2 separate regions of the Homo sapiens genome follow, and region 2 is linked to region 1. Evidence: read pairs that join two places in POLR2A ChIA-PET (ENCODE). Cell type or tissue: A673. All regions are shown on one strand.

Region 1 (2,500 bases):
ACATGTTTGCTGCAATTACTTTTTATAATTAAAATGTCATTTTAGCTTGATATGGATCAAAAGTATAACATAGCTAATAAAAACAAAAGAAATGCAAACTTAGGCTGCATACGTAGAATTATATTTTCCAGAAAAGAGATGTTGATCAGTTCATTCCTCTGTACTGGAACAACTACATCAGGGATAATGAATCAAGACCTGAAAACCATGTTTTACATGGGACTTTGACAATTTGGAATGTATATGGGAGTTGGCAAGGATGTGAAGGATCTGAAGGTTAAAGGAACTGGTGAGTATGGCCTGTAAAGAAAAAATATAATGGTCTACATTTGCTTTCTTCATATACATTAAAGGCTCTCGTATAAAAGGGGCAATAGATTTGTGACAGATTGACGATGGCCACAAATTCTTTGACACTCATTCCCTTAAAAGGTGAGAACATATATCCCCTCCCTTTGAAAGTGGATGGTCTCTGATCAACAGACTGTGACACAAGTGACCTTATGCCAGTTTCCAGGCCCAGGCCTTAAGAGACTGGCAGCTTCCATATTCCATATTCCATATTCACTGGCAACACCAATTCTGATGCAGCCAGTGGCCATATTAGAAGCCTGCCTACACTATGACCTCCATGCTATGAGGATGCCTATGCTAGCCACATAGAGGTGCTGCATAAAGTAACTGATGTCTGACCAGCCCCAGATGATCCAGCCATCCTAGTCCAGGCACCAGACATGTGAGTGAAGAAGCTTTCAGATGACACCTTCTGGGTGGACCCATATAAAGGATTACAAACAAGAACCACCCAGGTGAGCCCATCAATTCCAGAATCATGAGATATAATAATAAATCATTATTTTAAGTTATTGAGTGTTAGGATAGTTTGTTACAGAGCAGTAGAAAACTGAAACTCTTGTTATATCTAGCTTGATCTTAGTATAACAAGTTATAGGAGACCCTTGGTGGGGTTTTATGTAAGAGAATAACCATTGATCTTGTGTGATAAGGACTCTGACAATACAACATGGGATTTATGAGGGGTTTGTGGCACCTGAGTCAGTTCAGGGATGACACCTCAAAGTTTTGTTACAAGCTGCTAGAAACTACCACCGGCAAAATAAGACCAAACCATAAAGATAATAGAAGTTGGCTCCATCCTTAGGGATTCCCGCATGGAAAGAGAATCATGAGGAGAAACAGGAAACATAGGGAAATGGTGGGTGAGTCTTCACTAGTGAATTGAGACTAGTTACTGGGCTAGTGTACCTGCTGAGGAAAGTGATGGAGCACTTCTTCCTACTTTGTCAGGAGCGTGCTATCCTACTTTTCTACTTCTATTGATATTTCTTCTCCTTGATATTGAGTCTAAGAGGCGTCAGATCCCAAGTTTAGGGGACTTACCTACCCAATGCATGAAAATGAGTTTCACTATAAGAATTCGGAGATAGTATCTAGGAGGAGGGAGAAGAACTGCATGCTTCCAGAGCATCCTGGCCACAGCAATCCAAAAAAGAGGAGTACCAGAATGTTTTTTAGCATTTTCCCAGGAATGTATTCTGTATACATATTAACTGTATACATATTACATATCTTCAAGACAAATTCTCTCAGAAAATTCACCATAAGAGTACAGTATATTTTACTTCTATATCTACTAGCATATTGTTGAAGAAGCAGCACCTGCTTCAACTGTGGGTTGGCCAAATACGTGGGCGTTATGTCTGACCTTTTCTTTCATCCACAACGCTAAGTTTTGGAGTTGAGTCATCATGGAGCATTCTCTAAGTTTTTCCTCCATAATTTTCTTTTGCAATACCCCTGCTTTTTTCATTCTAAGCATTTATTGCAATGTATAAAATGTATATGTCTTTTCTTGTTCTTTCACTGGCTTTTGCCCCACTAGCCTGTAAGTTTGTGAGGACAAAGACTATGTCCTTGTTCACTGCTATATTCTCAGCACATTGGGCTATACCTAAGACAGTTAAGACATTCAGTAACTATTTGTTAAATTAATAACCAGACTTTTTTTCTTGCTCTCCCTGTTTTTAAGTCCAAGATTCATTTACTGGACACATATTTGAGAAACTTTCCACACACATCAAACTCAGAGAGAAGGGAGAAATAATGAAACTGCAAGAAACCAATCATCAAATTTTCAAAGTTTGGGCTTGATACGTATTCACAAATAACCAAGGGACAGCCACAGAATGGTAGATTAATAATAAATCACTTTCACTGTGATTAATGTTGCTATTTTACCAAACATTGTCATTTAGTCTCTTTTGACGGGACACCACCAAATAGAGGAGAACAATATGACCACTGTGTAGCTGGACAAACTATAACAAGTTTACAATCTTTTGAGTGCTGGATATTTCTGTTCTAGGAATTCATATTTAAATCAGATTTTGAACAGATGAAAGGAATGTACAATTAAAGTTAGCTTGAAGAGAGAGACAGGCAATTTTGCCCCCATGGAAAACAACTGGGCCTTTGGCAG
Region 2 (2,500 bases), 280 kb after region 1:
CCAGAGATGCCCTGGTGGGAGCAGCTCTGAGACCTTGCACTTGCTGGAGCAAAGCCCTTCTCCTGTCCCACTGTCCTGGAAGGATGGGAGCCAATCAGGCTGAGCAGTGACACATTCAGAGCCATTGTTACTGAGCCATTTGTGCTGTGTCCTCTGTCCTGAGTTAGGCAACAAGGAGGGAGTTGGTGGAGACATGTCACTCCCCAGCTCTATCTGCCACCAGCCACCTCCTCCCAATGTGCAATAAGTCAACTCCTACTTACATGTTGGGAGCCTGCAGTGTGCCCAGCCCCGTGCGTGGTACCCTGGGGGCTGCAGGAGAACATTCAGCTTCTTGACCATGCTGGAACTGTAGGTAGGAAGGCAGGGACCGGTGGGTGACACAGTAAAGAGCAGGAAGGTGGCCTGACCTGCAGGAGTTCCAGGAAGGGTGAGATAGGCCAGATCCAGGGGCAGGTGCCTGGAGAAGGGCCCTGAGCTGGCCTTGTGCTATGGGAAGCTGGTGTCACTGCAGCATGGGGCGTGAGCCCTGCTAGAGAGAAGCATGGAATTGAGGGTGAGACAAGTAGGCTGGGCCATGGGAGGAGGGTTTCACGATGGCTCAGACCGCCCGCCCATGAGTTCCAAACTCTAAAACCAAGACTCAGGGTAGAACTCATGCTCCTTTCTCAAAGTCCTGTTTTTCTAAGGCCTGGGAAGCTCGGGAGACAGCCAACCTGGATAATTTTGGTGGTCACCACTGACAATGATGCTGCAGAGGTACCCCCAGGCAGGGGAAGAGGCAGGACCCACTCAGTTTTCCATCAGTCCCTTGAGGGGTTGGAAGGAGACCAGAGGGAGGGGCAGACTCAGCCTAGGTGCTGCTCACATTCAGCCATGCACTGCAGACTCAGGAATCCTAGAGGCCACCCAGTGACCTTCCCAGAACATCAGTCTTCTTCATCTGTAAGAGAGTTTTAATGCAACTACCTAAATGAGGTTGTGACAATTAAATGACAAAACATATGCAGAGTACTTAGCATCCTGCCTAGTATGGGGTACCTGCTTCCTAAATGGCTGGTCATGTAAACATCTTCACCTTTCACCACCCTTCCCCTGTTCTGTGCTGGAATCACTGCCAGGTGCTCCCTGGGAGGGTCCACGGGATGATACCCAGCCTGCCTCTTCTACTCCACCCACCCTCCAGGCCTAGCATGTCTTCTCTTGAGGCCTCGGTTTCTACCTCTGTAAAATAAAGAAACCTAAATTCAACTCTATATTCTGACTTTCTTAAATATTTGGCTTGATTTCCCCCCAACAACTGTGTACCTCATCAGCTGGGGCTGAGAAACTGCAGCACAAGGCCAGGATACAGAAGGAGTTCAGCCCAAACTCATGGCAGTTTGGGCCTCCCTTGGCTCCTTCTTTCTTGGAGGACCCAGAACCTAGTGAAAGGGACCCAAGTCACCCCCAAGGCCTCGGCTAAAAGTGCCCTCCCCTGCCCTCAGCCAGTCCTTTATTCCATTTCGTAAAGGAAACCTATCAGCTACTCCTTTTGGCTCTGAACGTGACGCCAGGGCCAGGCCTTCTTTTGCTGTTGTAATTAGCAGAGCTAATTGCATCTGTCAGGCTGTGTGCTGGGCAAGCCCTTGGCAATTTCCAGGATGTGGGCTGCTGTGACACTGCAGGAGCCCCACCCTCCTACCCAGAGGACGCCTGGTTTGGGAAGGGATGGTTCTCAGACATAAGCGGGCATTAGAATGACCTAGAGGGCTTGTTGAGACACAGATACTGGGCCCAGCCCTGGCATTTCTGATCAGCGGGTTTCAGGTTGCCTGTGAAAATTTGCATTTGTAACAAGTTGCCAGGTGGCACTGTTGCTGCTAAGCACGTTGAGAACCACTGTCCCAGAGGGAATACCAGGTGGCCAAGAAATGGGTCCTGGGCACCCCTGCTGCTTAAGGCTGTGGTCAGTCAACCCTCAGTGGGAGTAGATGGGCAGTGGGGCAAAAGCGGTGTGATGAACAGGTTGTGGGGCCGGACACATGCTCCTACTGTTCCTGGTTGGTTGTAGTAATTCTGTCTGGAAGGAGAGGAGGAGGTGAAGGTGGAGCCAAGGAGTTGCACACTGACATCTCCCCAACAGGTGAGGGCAGGGAGAGCTCCAGACAGGGAGAGGCCTTCAGAGAACAGGAAGGAAGCTCCCTCCCTCCTCTGCATTTTGCAGCCTGTAGCTCACGTGCCTTTTATGCCCCACATCTCATTCTGTCTGGGGACTCCATACGTAGTGGCTGTCTACCTTCCCGCGTGGATTGTAATGCTTTTGCTACCAGGGGTCAGGCCATACTCATCACTGCAGGCCCTGAAGCATCCATCATGTTCCTCGAGCTCAGTATGTGCTCCGTACATGTAGCACAGTGGAAAAACTTGAGCTTTGCTGGCAAAGACAGACAGAATGAGCTTGAATCTCAGCCCAGCTATGGCTTTTCTAGTCCTGTGGCTAGAAAATGACTTAGCCTCT

What was found. Peaks named below come from ENCODE experiments on the same cell type or tissue, not always from the same donor. Only the 100,000 strongest peaks of a DNase experiment are listed, where the experiment ranks them.
Region 2: POLR2A ChIA-PET joins it to region 1 with 7 read pairs; 2 of 35 experiments call an interaction of 5 or more read pairs at or near these places.

What each region holds. Positions count from the first base shown.
Region 1 is chr10:104,603,442-104,605,941 of GRCh38, reverse strand. All of the region lies in intron 5 of LOC105378464 (a long non-coding RNA gene), which reads right to left. Among named protein-coding and RNA genes, the nearest start is that of SORCS3, 37 kb to the left of the region's middle. In A673, no CTCF peak of the experiment used is centred here; no DNase peak of the experiment used is centred here; H3K27me3 peaks cover 703 bases.
Region 2 is chr10:104,321,787-104,324,286 of GRCh38, reverse strand. All of the region lies in intron 1 of ITPRIP (inositol 1,4,5-trisphosphate receptor interacting protein), which reads left to right. It overlaps ITPRIP-AS1 (ITPRIP antisense RNA 1), which reads right to left and starts at 923. Exons shown (of 3, transcript NR_120622.1): 1 at 717-923; 2 at 264-349. RefSeq lists an enhancer at 1-567. In A673, no CTCF peak of the experiment used is centred here; no DNase peak of the experiment used is centred here; H3K27ac peaks cover 1,325 bases.